Regions from separate parts of the Homo sapiens genome. Here region 2 is linked to region 1. Evidence: chromatin loops called from intact Hi-C (ENCODE). Cell type or tissue: GM12878. All regions are shown on one strand. Each heading gives the region's core, and the rest is flanking DNA. Links, peaks and the distances in the headings are about the cores only.

Evidence for each region. Hi-C counts contacts between places; a loop is a spot of excess contacts. Peaks named below come from ENCODE experiments on the same cell type or tissue, not always from the same donor. Only the 100,000 strongest peaks of a DNase experiment are listed, where the experiment ranks them.
Region 2: it touches region 1 in a loop (4-fold over the local background); 20 of 110 quality-filtered maps call a loop at or near these places.

Annotation. Positions count from the first base shown.
Region 1 is chr7:16,067,498-16,075,993 of GRCh38, forward strand. No RefSeq gene overlaps it. Among named protein-coding and RNA genes, the nearest start is that of CRPPA-AS1, 140 kb to the right of the region's middle. In GM12878, for the core only: a CTCF peak has its summit at 3,947 (motif pointing left); a DNase peak (open chromatin) is centred at 3,909.
Region 2 is chr7:14,710,335-14,718,582 of GRCh38, forward strand. It overlaps DGKB (diacylglycerol kinase beta), which reads right to left. Exons shown (of 26, transcript NM_001350709.2): 6 at 8,208-8,248. Among named protein-coding and RNA genes, the nearest start is that of DGKB, 190 kb to the right of the region's middle. RefSeq lists an enhancer at 4,117-4,176. In GM12878, for the core only: no CTCF peak of the experiment used is centred there; a DNase peak (open chromatin) is centred at 4,087.

The sequences.
Region 1 (8,496 bases), core at 247-8,246:
GGATTTAAAATATACTATACATCCTAGTTGTCTGAGGGAAAATTAAAATTCTTCAACACCATAAGTATCCTTTTGCCATCACCTTGCTGAGAAAACAAACTCAAACCACAGTTTCTTCATTCGAAAGTCAACAGAAAGGAAGAACATCGTGACATTCAGCTGGGGTGGGAGGGTGGGGAAGGGGCCAGGAACAGACAATTTACAAAATTACAAGGTTTAAAAACATTCAAACATCCGGCTCATGATGTTTGGGGTTTTTATTCATCCAGAAAGGAGAAGCAGAGAGGGGTGCCAACCTCACCAAAACAAAGAGTATCACGTTTCGAGAATCCTGATTTGGCTGCCTTCACACTGGTGCCCTTATTATTCCAAAATCCACTCTATGGCTCCAGTAACGCCGTGGATTGAAACCGTGGTAATATATAAATAGACTGGAGGGCTCTCAGAGCTCCTCCCTCCACAGAGTGGCACCTCGAGGAATTTCTACCAACTCCTTTTTTCTGACCCTATTACCCACAGCCTAACAGCCTTTCCTGCAGATCCTTGGATTTAATTCCACAATGTCTCTGCAAGTCCATTAGAGCCTAAGACATTAAGCAGGTGGTATTATTTCAGCCCCTCCCCAATCTTCTTCAGAGGCGATATTGGGTAAGAACATAGACATTAGCAATCTGTCTGAATTTTGATCCCAGTTCAACTGTTTACTATTAAATAATAGGATGATCTTCAGCAAATAACTTTTCCATTGCTCATTTTCCTCATTCATAACCCCATACCTTTGTTGTGAAGACTCAACAATTATGTTTAAAGTGCTTACAACTGTGACAGATACATAATAAGTGCTACGTAAGTTTTAGCTGTTGGTTTTTATCACTCACTCAGGATGCAGGCTTTAGTTCCCCCTGGCTCTAAGCCTTGCCTGTTGGACAGTTTTACCCAGTCTCAGGTCCAGCTCCTAGCCATTGGAACATCTCTTCATATAGTCTGGATGAAGGTTCAGAGAGCTAGCTACCTGGGCTATCCTTGTGCCTTTACTTTGAGGTCACGTTGTAAGAAAGCTGTAATACAGTCATGTACCTCTCATATTTCCAGAAGTGTAACCACCTTGAACAATGCCCCAGATGGATGCAGAACACAAGTAACTCTCAACTGTAGTTGTCTCCAAAATACACCATCATTCGCTGCCACAAGAGTGTTGCTGGACACTACTTCCCATCTCTGTATTTGAAGAACATTTGCATTGCATCTTTTCTGCCCTAGTCCAACAAACGTCAACTTGACAGAAAAAAAAAAATTCTCATCACAAGACAATTTAGAAAGTGTTCATTGCAAATGAACCATTTATTTCTAGAAAACGACACTTCAATGTCCCCAAAAACACAAGAACACCATCTTTGTGTTTTATTTTTTGTAAAAGATCTTTGACGCCTATTCCCCAATCCCCATTCGCTTTCCCTTCCAGAACCATGCTACTGTATTTGATATCATTGAATTTCTATGAATTCTTATAGAATATGTAGCATTTTGTATTTTAGTGTAAAGTGCACTGATTTATAACCTAATAATCAATGAAGCTTATTGATTCATACAGATTGTTATTCATTGTTACTTTTAAGCTCTCAACAGTGTTCTTATAATATATGCGTGTTATTTTGTCTACATGTCATTTGTTGCTTTTAATTACTCCAGAATACTCCAGAGTATGTGCCTACTGCATTTTTACCTAACCACTCAATGCTTGCCATATACAAAAATATTAACATCCAATAGTTAACCTCATATTCCATCAACCTGATCTAAAGTCACAGTGATTCTGGTTAATTCAGCAAGGGAACTTTTTCCCTCCAATCTTTTATGTAAGAGTTTTCCACCTGAATTATCGAGACAAATAATTCTTTCACTTTCTAGTAAAGATGCACTTAGAGAAATTAGCATTTTTTTGTTTTGAAATCTGATTGTTGGCAACCAACATGTTTTCTTGATAAAAGTAAATATCTTTCAGAGACACTGAACAACATAAAACACAGACATCTTAAAAGCTTTGTGGAGGTAGTCAGGCCATGAATAAAATCTAAATAATAACAAGCCAGCTGTGTTTTCAATATCTGTCAGATTTTATTTATAAAAATGTAGAAAAAGCACAAAATCCAAAGGTGTTTATTCAAGTTTCTACACTGCAGCACTATTTGATATAATGAAATACTGGAAACAATTTTAATATATATTAATAGAAGTCTGGAGTCTGAATAAAAGATAGGATTTTATGCAACCATAAAAATGAAGTACTTCTGTAAGTACTGACACGGAAACATCTTAAAAATACAGTCAAGCCACTGAAGAATATTTTTCATATGACCCAATTTTTATAAAAAAATTAAGGAAATATGCATATATAATAACCTGTTTATATACAGGATTGCATGTGCTAGAAAATATTGGAAGAGATTTCAACCTGCACAGAGAACAGCAAGGTCAAAGGGAAGGAGAAAAAATATTTGTTTACCTTTTAATCGTTATCCTTCAGTACAATTTACATGTTTTTATTTATCTACAACCAATATGTGCTAATTTCATACTGAACTTTTCTAAACATAAGTAAAATAAAATGTGACGGGTAAGCCTGGCTTTTGAGGTAGGTTGGAGGTATGGTTTTACTTACAAAGGGGAGTAACGAAGGAGCCGACCTAGTCCTAAAATCATTCAGGAAAGGAGAGGCAGATGTAAAAAAAGTATGTGAAGAGCAGCCATATCCCAAGTCACTTATTAAACGGCAATGTACAATCAAAATAACTTTGTTGTTTCCCTGTTGACACATCAATTGCAAAGGTGTGTGTGTGTGTCTGTGTGTGTGTGTGTGTGTGTGTGTGTGTGTTATTGCAATGGAAAAGAGAACAAAAATGTTTTCATTTAAATAGAAGAAGCAATATTCAGTAACTGGAGGAGTTAGTGAAAAACTCTTGTGGCCACTGATAATAACAATAGGTAACTAAAAAAAGAAATCAGTTAGAAATGGTTTTCAAACAGCTAAGATCATAAGAAATTAAGTTTTTTCATTAAAAATAAATTTGAAATAACCATACATGTGCTTTTTTCCTTGCTGAAAATTATGTAAATTCAAATTTAAAATGTACTTTAATATATAAGGAGCTAATAGCATCTCGATTTTTCATAAAGACTTTCCTTTCGAACTTTGAAAATGCTGTTTCATTGCTCAATGTTTCAGAATGAATTATAGAAATTATTTTTAGTTTATCTCCAAATGATCAAACACAAAAAGTGCAATCCAAAATCGAACTTGGAGTCTTATGTTAGAATTTGACCGTATTTCAATTTACGGAAACCAGGAAAAACATATAAAATATTTAATGAAAATACAAAAAAAAGTTAAAATACAGGCCATTCATTCTAGGAGAAGTGCTTTTACTCTTGAGAAATACTAACTGTTATTTTTCCTAAGGCAGGTAGCAGATTGTTGCTTTAAACTTGAGAATTAAACATTTGATTTTGCTACTATGTAAACAAAACAGTTGCCCAGTAAAAAAGTTTATCTGGGAACACTGTAACAGAAAATGACAGACTAACAGGTAAATATTTTAATCATATCCATGGCAAATAAAAACAACAACAAACCCCCCATAATTTGATGAAGCGTTCTCCTACTCCAAGATGCTTTACATTGTTAGATGCAAATAATCTATATTTCATTTCGAGACAATGATTTTAAATTCTGAATTTTCACATATAAACATATTAATGTTACATAGTATATACTAATTTTTCCTGTCAGTTTTTCTTTGCTCATCAGAATATTTAATAAAATGTGAATGAGAAAAAGTTAGAATATAAAAGATTCTAGATATTTGCACTCGAATCTTGCTTTCCTGCCAGTTTACCAGAAGCAAGGCAACAAGCAAAAGGAATTTATGATGTTATACTCCCTCTAGTGGGCATTTTTTAAATGGAAAGTTCAGCAACCTCCCTGCAGGCGCCAGTGCATTTTGAGTTTCATGATTCTCACCCTCCTGAATGGGAAGGTTCTTTGCAGGTTACCCTGTGATGGAGAAATTCTAGAGTAAATCAGCTTATGATTTGCCTAAGTGTCGTTCCCTCAGGAAAGCTACCGTTTCTATCTTAATATAAGTATTGTTAGGAAATTACGTCTATAATAAATCCAAATTCCACTCTTTGTACCATGTAATTCTTGGGCCTCATGAAGAAACTGGGAAGAGTATACTCTCTTTCCCATTCTGCCAATCCTCATGGTATATTTTTAAAATATCTCAGAACGAGAGTAGCTACTAAAAATGTGAAAATCAGTAACATTAAGAAGCCATTTTAAAATAGGTTGTTTCAGGCAGGGGTAACAAAATAAGAATGCATTATTAATAATCCATGAAATTAGAAACATCAAATGGTTATATTCTTTGCCATTATATATGCCATTGCCAATCACAACCAAAACTGCGTGTTGAATCCCATAGACACTAGTTTGAGCGTAGAAAATATGCCCCAACAATGTTTAATTCAAATTTTAAAATGTTTTTCTCTTTGTATGAAACTATATAATTAATTTCTATTTCATGGAAGATCTCGAGCAACTTATTATTTTTGCTAGCCCACAGCAGCAGGAGAGCCCTGTGTGAAGCCTAAAAGGCCTCAGAAGACTCACCGCTCAAAGGGTGAAGCAAAAATATGTGTAAAAAACAGCAAGATTTTGTCAGAGTAAAGTGACTCAAGGTATGTCTATCTCACCAGATGGTCGAATTCATCTTCCCAATTTAAAAGGGTTCATACTACCAGGCATAGTGGCTCACACCTGTAATCCTAGCACTTTGGGAGACCAAGGTGGGCGGATCATCTTGAGGCCAGGAGTTCAAGACCAGCCTGGCTAACACAGAGAAACCGCATCTCTACCAAAAATACAAAAATTAGCCAGGTGTGGTGGCACACACTTGTAGCCCCAGCTACTCGGGGGAACTCAGGCATGAGAATTGCTTGAACCCGGGACGCTGAGGTTGCAGTGAGCCCAGATTGCGCCACTGCACTCCAGTCTGCACAACAGAGCAAGACTCTGTCTCAAAAAAATAAAAATAAAAGGGTTCATAACTGGAGGTTCCTCAAAAAATTAAAAATAGAACTATCATATAATCTAGCAATCCCACTCTGGGTATATATCCAAAGGCAATAAAATCTCCACCTTGAAGTATCATATGTACTCCCATGTTCATTACAGTGTTATTCACAATAGCCAAGATATGTAAATAACCTGTGTCCATCAATGAATGAAGACAATATGGTATGTGTATACAATGGAATATTATTCATCCTTCAAAAAGAAGGAAATCCTGCCATCTGTGACAATGTGGATGGACCTGGAGGACATTATACTAAGTGAAATAAGCCAGAAATGGAAAGAAAAATACTGCATGATCTTACTTATATATGGAACTAAAAAAAAAAAGTTTAACTCATAGAAACAGAGTAGATGAGTGGTTACCAGTGGTCAGGCAGGGGTGGGGACAAGGATACATTAGTCAAAAGTCACAAACTTGCAGTTATGAGTATTTCTGGAGGCCTAATGTACACTGTGCTGACTGTAGTTAATAATATTGTTACTAATCTTACTTTTGCACCAACCTAATATATACTTAATATTTGCTAAGTGAGTAGATCTTAAGTCTTCTTACCATACACACAAAAGGTAAATTTCTGAGCTGATACAGATATTAACTTGATTACAGTAATCATTTCACAATGTATCTCAAAACATCACACTGTACACTTTCAATATATACAACTTCTGTCATTTATACCTCAAAAAAGCTGAAAAATAGGATAAAGACTTTTTTTCCTCAAATTCCTACCATTATATTATATACCCTTTGAGCAGAAAAAATCTTCCTGTCTCTCTGAGTTGGCACAGAACCTACAACTAAGTTGATACTTAAGCCATGCTTATTGTTGATGAAGATGAAGCCCCAGAATGAATGCTTGGGCTTGCCAACATGTATTAATTCCCATTTGTACCATATGACAATTATTGTCTTTTGGATTATCTGCTGCTGAAAGAAGTGTTTTTGTGGGAAGAGGGAGTCAGAAAATGTACGGAGATCCATGTGATCCTGGACAAGCCTTGTGGTGTGTGACAGTGGGGAAATCTTGGCAGGCAGAACACTATCAACATAGGATGAGATGGTATTTGAGAGAGAGTGGTAGAGATACCAAAGATACAAACCTATCAAGTGCCAGCTCGGATCTGCTATGCCACAGAAAAGAAAGCTTAACCTTTTTTGAAAGCAAAGTGCTACCTATGCCAGAGAATTAAAGGACTTTTCTGCAGTAATTCTATCTGCCCTAGGTCTCCTCAGAAGCATGACTTTGTAAAATCATTGCACAATTATTGGGGGTGGGAGTCGTGAGGCAGAGGAGAGGTATCGGGACAGGGACCACTACATGGCAGCAAATTTACTTGTAGATTAGATTGCTTAGGCACCTATTGAAGATTGTACAACTAAACAACAACGTAAGTGCACCAAGCAATCTAAGGCAACATTTCTCACAGCATGGCCTTGGATCAAAACTTTGACATTGACCTGCAATTTTTATAAACACTTGCAGCCCAGAGGCTACTCAATCTGTATTCCTACGGGTGCTACCTGATAAGCAACATATTTAACAAACTTCCCAGCTGATTTTCTATATAGAAAAGCAAGTATTAATAATATGAATTATAGCACCAAGAACTTAAAAAATATTTTCCATGTGTTGGGAGGGAATAGTGGTATGGGAAACTTCAGGCTTTAAAATATCAGCCATCATGAGGGAAATCACGCATAAATCTTTACAAATCTCTTAAAAATTGACATCTGAAGACTAATATACCATTCCTCAATTTTATTTTCCTTCTGTGTGGAAAAAGAATTTTTCTTCTTTGAGCACTAGATTACATAAGTTGGCTAACGTTTAGAGGCCATATTGAAAAATATTTATCTTTAAATTCTAGAACCATTTTGAGCTTAGGGAAGTTACACTCTGAGAAGCCCAGGGTAAAACTGAGACCAGCTAAAGTGGCAGCAACTTTAGATCCTTTGGTTAAGTGAGAATATGTGCCAATAAATGGAAAAGATGGATGTATCCATTTATTACTTCATTCACCCATATATTGAGCAACTACTATGTTTAATGACATGAATACCAAGATAAATGGTGACACTGGCATTTGTTGTGCTTCCAAAAAAAAATATGGTAAAAAATTAAAAACATAATGTGAGAACTTTCCATCCTAGATTGTATTGTCAGGTTGATATTTTAAAACACACTAAGTATTCTAGTTAAGTGAAAAAAAAAATCCATAAGGACAACCAGATAGAGGTTTAGAGACAGGTTTCAATTATTCATGGGTTGATAACAAAAAGAAAACAGCCAAGAGGTAGTGGCTCATACCTGTAATCCCAGTACTTTGGGAGGCCAAGGCAAGAGGATCACTTGAGGCCAGGAGTTAGAGACCAGCCTGGGGACGACAGCATGATCCAGCCTCTACAAAAAATTTAAAAATTATTCAAGCATGATGGCACGTGCCTGTAGTCCTAGCTGCTCAGGAGGCTGAGGCGGCAAGATCACTTGTGCCTAGGAGTTCATAGTTACAGTGAGCTGTGATAGCACCACTGCACTGCAGCCTAGGAGACAGAGTAAAACCCTGTCTCTATTCAAACATGAACTTTTTTTTCTATAGGAAAGCTGTATTTAAGTGTTCATTTTAGAGTATCAGTTTACTGACCTATTCAGCTGATGGTATTTAAATGCAGCATAGTTAGTATCCCTGGACTTCTCTGTGCAAATCCGGCATATTCTCAGGAGTAGCCAACTGTGAGGTCTATTTCCATGAATTTCTGCATCTGGAGGCTTGACTGTGAATATGTGTAACTGCATCATCCCCCCTACACCATCACATACCTGACAGTCAGTGTGCTTATCAGTGATAGTATACAGACGGCAAAGGGGTCTTACAGTGCCATAATCTCATGGAAACATTTTAAAGTATCATTCTCTTAGTAGGTTGCAAGGTGGTTCAGTAGTTTTCTGTCATTCAAAAGCAACAGAAAGGTCTTGCTAACAAATATCATGCATCTCAGAGAAGAAACAGCAATAATGTGAACAAAGTGATTATGGTTAAAATGTACTCTCTCTTCTTAAGGTGGTCATCTGCAGGGGCCTGGAAAGGCTACACAAATTTATGCTTTTATTTTCTAAATATTATATCCATAATAAAGCTGGAAGAGTATTGACTCAGACTGCTTTTTGCTATAAAAGGAGCATTTCCAAATTGGAGAGAACATTCTGCAATGTATTTACATGTAAATATTTGATATACATTTAAATCCAGTTCTATTTACAAATTCTCAGTATCTTGATATCTAAACTCTCTCAATTAATTCCCACTTCCCCACTACAGATCAATTAACTATGCTTTCTCCTCAATCCCTTTAACCTACTTTA
Region 2 (8,248 bases), core at 249-8,248, 1.4 Mb before region 1:
TACAAGTGATTTTTATTTCTACCTTGTAGGCATAGATCTTGCTAAACACACTTATTAATTCAAGTACTTGATCTATCTATAGATTACTGGGTAGTCTATAATAAACAATGAATTTCAATTTCTTCTTTCCCATTCTCATAAACTTCATGGATTTTTCTTGCCTTATTGCCATGAGCAATGATCTCCAACAGAAAGTTGAACTATACTTAGAGTAGTGGCCATTCTTGTCTTGTTCCCAATATCAATGAGAGAAACTTCAATATTTCACTCTTAAATATAAAGTTTGATGGGTGTTTCTTATATATACACATTATTAGATTAATGGAGTTCTATACTACTTTTATTTCGCTAAGAATTTTTGCTATTACAGTTGTTTTGTTTTTAATCATGAATAGAATGCATATGGAATGTGATAAAATACTTTTATGATTTTCTTCTTTATTCTCTTAATGTGGCATAATACATTGTTTCATTTTCTAAAGTTAAGTCAAATTTAAATGCCTGTAATAATCCCAAATTGAACCTGGACATGTTATTTTAGCTACTTTACATATATAACTGTACTTGATTGCTAATATCTTGTTTCCTTTCTGCTTGTTATCTGGAAAAATATATGAATGGCTTGTACTTTAATTTCTTTAATTAAATGGAAAAAGCCATGCTTCCTTCTCCCAAATATTTGCCCTAAAAATCCAAGTTGCTTTGATACTTCCCTGAAAATTTTGAACAGGTTTTTAAAATACACATTCGTTCCAAATTTTCCAGTTGATTCCAGTAGGAAGGTTGGTCTGAAAATCCCTACTTCACTAGTGACTGAAGAAACTAATATTTTAAATAATTTATTCCTAAACACATTAACAAGAGTTAATGCTCTATAAATCCTGTCTAATTCATCAAGGAAGAAAGTTTGGAGAGTTTTAAGCTCTAGTTAATATAATAACAATAATAAAAATATCATACATATATTGAGTACCAAGTACCATATACTCTAAATATTACCAAGTCAAGGTCAAGGATAGAACTTTTCTTTCATCCAGAAGAAGAAAGAGAAATTCAAGGACTTTAATTTTCAGTGATAAGTCTACTTTTCTAATTTAAAATTGTAGCTAGGTAATGCAAAACATGAAGTATTGAACACACATATTTACCTTGGTTTTCTATTGAAGTACCACTATAGTAACAGTAAGAGATGAAATAGGTATAAATCTATAAGCAGAAATAAAATATGAGAGGAGAAAACACTAACACAATTTTCAGGAGCTGGAGAAAATATGTACACATGTATATTGACTTAGAGGTCTTAGAAATATAAATGTAAGCTGGCAGAGGAGAAGAAGCATAGATTTGCTTAGAAAGGGTGGTGAGTTGGAAAATTAACAGATTATCTTCACAGGATGATCTCTGGGGAGTATGTAAGCTCTCTTCCCCAACAGAAGACTAGATCTTTGAGTTCTGCAAAAGTGAAATGAAAGGAATTCTGGGCTAAAGGTACTCAGGAATTCTGAGTATAAGGATACAATACCAAAACAAGGTAATTATGTGAAAGCGAATATACCGAATATTGAGAGAATAAGTCCTTTTCCTTATCCCCAGTAAGTCAATACCATCCGTATGGATACTCACCTATACAACTACTACCATCAGAAAAGTTCTTTCAACACAAGTAGTTTGGAAGAAAACAACAAAGCAGGGAGGAGGGGAAACCTTATAACTAAAAGGAAAGTTTCAATCCATGAAATACAAATAGGAACACATAAGGATCAAGCTGAGAATAAAATGGATTCTCTGTGAAGTTAAATGTAAGGAAAAAGTGGGAAAAATCTCATCACCAGGTATAAAAGATGTCCCAGATATGGAGTGAAAAACATAAGAAGAAAGAAAAGAAGATGGAAAATAGAAAAAGCAAGAAAAAATAGTAATTCAGAGTTCTGTCTTGGATGTTCAGCATCCAAATAATATTGGTTCTAGAAAGAGAACAACTAAAATAAAGGGTGAAAGTGATTATCAATGAAAATATTCAAGAACAAATGAAGAACGCAAGTTTATGAACATAAATTTATGGTGGAGAATTTGGGAATTGATTAGTTATAGAAATAGAGAAAATGAGGCGGGCGGATATTTGAGGTCAGGAGTTCAAGAGCAGCCTGACCAACATGGTGAAACCCCATCTCTACTAAAATACAAAAATTAGCCAGGCATAGTGACACATGCCTGTAATCCCAGCTACTAGGGAGGCTGAGGCAGGAGAATCACTTGAACCCAGGAGGCAGAGGTTGCAGGGAGCCAAGACTGTGCCACTGCACTCCAGCCTGGGAAACAGAGTGAGACTGTGTCTCAAAATAAATAAATAAATAAATAGAAAGAAAAATAATTAAGTAAGAAAAAAGGCAATTATTAACTCCATGGAAAATAAAAGTTGTTTGGCCTGGTGAGCCTATAAAACCTTTCTCTTTTAAAACTATATTTAAAAATAATATAGACATTATTAATATTGAATTTTCAAATTATATAGTAAGACTATTTCTTAGTATTCAAAAGTAAAGTCAGGCCCAAAGGTCAAGGGAATCACTGAACAAAAGGATCATATTTTTAAAAACAAAATAAATATATAGCTGTTTGGCTGCAAAAATTTAAAAAGCCCAATGTTAAAATTATTCTGACAACACGACAGCTTCCAAATATGGGTATACCTGCTTCAATGTTATAAACTAGTTTAACCCACATTTTTTCCTATTTTTATGCTCATGTCATTTCACTTTATATAGAAACAATTATGCCCACACACGTATTTAGTTAAAAGATCAGAGCAAAGGCATATTATGCAAGATAATTTTTTATATCCAAATTTTTTTTCCTTCCAAAAGATTTGCAAGTTTCTATCTGTTTTCATAATGAATATATCCTACTATACACACTCTGGTGTTTTGCACTTGCCATTATGTGTTGTTGATATGAGCATTATATGATATATGTTATTAATATAAACAATGTAAAATATATTTAGAAAAGGCACTTAAGCTGGAATTTCTTTAATTCACTTTTTTCCACTCTTGTATATTTTGATACTGATTTAATAAACTTTAAAAGCAGAGGTGAAAAAAATCAGCTGCTTAGGTGTGTTTGACATCCAGTTTAATGGAGAGAGATTTTCGCCTTTTATTCATAAGAGAAACAACAATAAGAACAACAAAAGACAGCTTTTCAAAATAAAAAGAGCCCTATAAAGTAGCTCAGAAATTATGGATTTTAGTAATAGCTAGATAAACTGGTGGTGTAATTAATAACCACCCTCTCTTGGTCTTTTTTTTTTTTTCATTGTCAAACTATAGGAAAGTTGACTAGATGGTCTTTAAGGTCTCTTCATTATTAAATCTCATAGTTTCTAAGGTTAATACTGCACAGGGAAGTAACTTTTAACATGTAGCTTACTATTCAGTCTCCATATGTCAGTTATCTACTTTCTGAATATTGATTCCCTATTGATTTTCTCTTTAGTGATACATTTTAAGGAAATGTAAGATAATATAAAAAATTCTTGTTAAATAATTGATAACTTGATAAGCACAAATTCAAAAGTGAATATCATGTATTTTAAAGTCAAAAATATAAAGTTAGTATTATTCAATATCTTAAATAGTTGATGTTATTTTTATATTTTCAAGCACTCATTGACTTTATTTTTACCCATTGACTTTAATACACTTCCATTTAACTATCATTTATTGAGCATATACCTGTTGAAACACACACACACACACACACACACACACACACACTGATGTAGGTGCAAGGGTACAAAAGAGAGCAAAATAAATCCAATTAGGAGATGGCAAGAAGATTCATGATGCAGGGTAAGCCTCAAATGTGGACTAGACTCAATCAAATATACACTGTGGGGAGGCAGGGGGTTGAAACCCAGCAATTGCACATTGTAATCAAAGGGATCAAAGTGGAAAAGTTCAGGGTTTGTCTGATGATAGAAAAGTTAACCCTTGTGACTAGGACATGGTTTGTGCATATGTGTGCAGGTCACAGCCAAAGCAAGCCTGGCAGAGTAGGTTGGGGTCAAACTGTGGAGTCAGATCGGTGTATGCACGCCAAGTTAAGGGTTTCAATTTTACGCATTATGAAATCAGGAACTATCAAAGGGGATTTTTCACTCTGAATCAGAAGAGAAACAGAAAAAAAATAAGTATGTTAGTTGATAAGGTTTTAAGTAAGATGAAAGGAAGTTGCAAGAACATACACTTAATGAGTAAGATGATGATTAAATAGGTAGGTGTTTGGAAAAAAAAACATTATCTGGATTAATTTTTAACTAGAAAACTAGACAAGAGAAACACTGAGCACTGAAGGCCAGCTGAGGTTTTGAGTAGAGCTATAACCCAAAGAATTATATTTTTATTTCACTAAGTCTCTGCCACTCAGTATAGTATAGGAGCAAATAAGTTGAATGTCTGAAATTAAGTGTGAAAAACTAATTGACATCATGGATTATGAGATCAGTTTAAATTTGAAAGGATGGGCAACCAAAAGTCAGCAAGCAAATTCAAGAGGGAGTAAAGTGGGCAAGAGTAAAACAGTTTTAATTTACTTTTATTTCACCTAACATGCATTTATGGGAAGTAATAAGTGTGAAGGAATGTATGTGAACAAATACTAGTTTAATCTAATCCTCATAGTTATCCCATGGGACAGAGACTATTTAATGATCTCAATTTTACAGTTGAGAAAACTGAGTCCTGAGGAAGTTTTAAAAATGAACTCAGATCACTGAGACAGTGAATTCTCAACCTAGGGTTTGCATTCAATCATTATAAATCAAGAGTCAAGGTTTTTAATTATTGTACTATGCAATAATTAAATTAAAAGTAGGAAAGTGAGAAGTTAAGTGAACATAGGCTGGGATCAAAGTAAAATTGACAGTTTAGTTTTGGAATAATAGCAGTTCTCGACAGTTACAAGGCTTGGAGTATTGTAACAGAAGTGAATGGCTGAAAGAAAATGGAGGCAAAGCCACAGGATTTGAGGGTAAAAGAGAGGTTGTTGACTTTCCCTAAAGTACTATGGAGCACTTGAAGTTAGAAGGGCAAATCAGCCCTGAGACCATGTCCTTGTTCATTCACAGAGGCTGTTGGTAATTGGTACCAACAAGGAGAGATAAAAATGGAATTCCCCACAACCCCAACACACACAGGCACACATGCACGTATGCATGCATGCAAAAGCACACATCCAAGGGTAACAAACACCTTCTACCTGATAGAGCCTTGGGACGGGAAGGTCCTCAGAGAGAAGAATTAGGATTGCATAAAGGAAATAAAGCTGAAGACATGGCTTATATGGTAAGTCCTCAATATGATTGCTAGATACTGGGAAACTGTGACTTCAAGCAAAACAATGTACAGAGGGTTCTCGAATAACACCCTTTCCTTCTATGACATTTTGTTATAACATTGATAAGCAAAAAGTGGTTTTGTTATATACATTTCTCAACTTCAAGTCACAGCTTCCAAAACCCTATTGAGGATGTTAAGTGAGGACTTCCTGTAATCAGTAAAACATTTGGGAACTTTTGTTTGTTATTCTTTAACGGAATAAGCTTTATAATAAACATGGTGTAAATACCTGGCAGAAAAGACAGGCAATGGAAAGTGGCGGGAGGCACTGAATAGATTTTAAAAATATTTGGGGAAACAAAGTATTACTTATATAAACATTGACAACAGTGTAATTCGTTTATCTAATAACCCAGGTAAAATACCTAACAAATACTGCCACTATTCATCAACTCCAGGAAAAACAACTGTTGTGTCAGGTGAATTCCTTGTGTATATGTGTTTTCACTGGACAGAAGGAATTGCATAAGCCAGTGCTTCTCAAAATGTGATCCCTAGAACAATAGCATCCGCATCACCTGGAAACTTGTTAGAAATGCACATTTTCAGATCCCACCCCAGGCCAGCTGAATCAGATATACCAGTCCTGCAGGTGACTCTGATGTGTGATAAAGTTTGAGAACCTCTAACCTAAATCAAATTTCTTTCTGCTTAGCTACCCTGGAAGTATGAGCCAAATTCAACATTGACCTGCAAAAGTTAATTTTAGGTACTTGTTCACATCTGTTTCTGTGTTAATTATAATTGCTTTTTCTTATTTTCATTCTTCTGGTCTATATTGTATTTAGTAAATTGTAATCCTTTTGGAGTATTTATTAAACTAACAATCAACACAAATTTTTGAAGTCTTACTGACAATTTGTTTTTAAAAATCTGTAACTGTAAAATAATACATGTTAGTAACTTTTACATATGCAATTTTAGAAGGGTAAACATATGTGGTAAATTGTTAAGAAAGTGGATGAGGAAGATTGATTGTTATTTAATTGACACAGGAAAGAGCCAGGCATTGGCATTAAAAAAGAAAAAGAAAGAAAACCAAACTTCGGATGATTCTGATGTATAGCCAGGGTAAGAATCACCAGATTAGAAGATAGGAGAAAAGAGACCTACGGCATCATGTATTTTGAAGAGTTTGGTGAAAATGATAGTGATAATTCTGGGCCATAACAAGACTGCCTATAAGAAGAGTCTGAAGAAATGGTTTAAAACAAAAGGAAAAGGCAATGCATCTAGTGTAAGCTTGAAAAAAAGCTGGGAAACTCAAAGAAAAAAACAGAGAGAAGGGGGTTGAGAACACTAAAGAAAAGTAAATGGCAGGTCAGTGGATGAGATTCATCATGTCTTTTTGAATAGTGTGGTGAGTCAACATTCTATCTGCAACTGTAGACAAAATCTATGTGGGTTCAAGGATGCACATGGAAAACTCAAAAGCATTCTTCTTAGGAATTCCACCTAAAAAGCAATATACATCCAGCTGACCTAGAAATAGTTAAACAGCAAGACTAAATACCATCTTGGGGAGGATGGATGGGGCCTTTATTCATTTTCAGATGTGGAAAAAATGTTTGTCTTTATATGTTTATAATCATCCCAAATGTGCTCCTGATAACACCTGAGCAAACTTTCTCTCTGGCTGTCACTTCAATAGAAATTCACTGAACATTAATATTTACTTTGGAATGAGACAGATTTCTGTAAGTTCTTAGGAATACAAAATAAATCTTGAAATGCAAATATTGAACATTTATGAATAATAAATATATATTTAAAGATGATATTCATATGGTTTATTCATAACCTAAGCATGTGTGACTCTTAAATAATCACATTACAGTAAATCCTTTATGGGAAGAAGAAATATTATCAAAAAGTTACTACTAAATTTAACTAAAAATGCCCCCCAATAATAATTCTGAGACGTCATGATTATTTACATTTGCTTCAGAAGTGTTAAAGTTTAGATTTGTTATCTTCACTATCATTCTAGTAGCAAGCATTTTTCATTAAATTTACCATATCTTATATAATCAAATTTATCAGGTTATTGAGTAAGCTGCCAGGACTATATTTAGAAAGAACCTCAGAGATAGAATAGATGATCAAATGATCAGGTTTAGAGTAAATGCTTGAAAAATATTTTCTTATATTGCAATGAGTATAGTTAGCCACCAGAGAGAGCTCAGTCACTATGTTTTATTAAAGACAGTAATTATTTACTTTCAACTGAATAGAAATTCTCTATCCGCCATGTCCTAAATTTAAGAAACAAAGCTATTGTTTAATGATTTATAATATCCAGAATCAAATACTATAAATGACACTTTCAGGTTTAGCATTTGAGGAATAATGTGTCTCTGCCAACAAGAGTGTTAGTGCTGAAGATTGCAAGGGAGATTTCCACTGGGGAAAAGGTGCAGGTTGCATATTTACAGGCAATTTTCTTACTCACTAATGGGAAGGTTTCTTCACACACTAGAAATACATGCTTTATGAAAACAACACAAAGGCTATTTTCTAATAGCATCTTGTTAACTCCAGAGAACTGAGGAACAGCTTTTTAAAGTCATATGACAAACATAGGAAATAATCAGTAGTAAATGGAACTTGATAAATAAGAACCTGAAATTAATAGATCTTAATATCTTTTGTCTGATCCTCAGCAGGAGGAAATTTTTACTATTAAGCAGGATCACTTTATTCAACAAAAATTATACAACTATACTAATGCAATTTTAAGTTAATCAATATCCAGTCCTTTCTCCTGCCCCCAATCACGATAAGTAAACAAAATGAAGAAACACATACACTCAAGCTTATCCTCAGGTCTTCCTCTTTCAAGCAGAGAC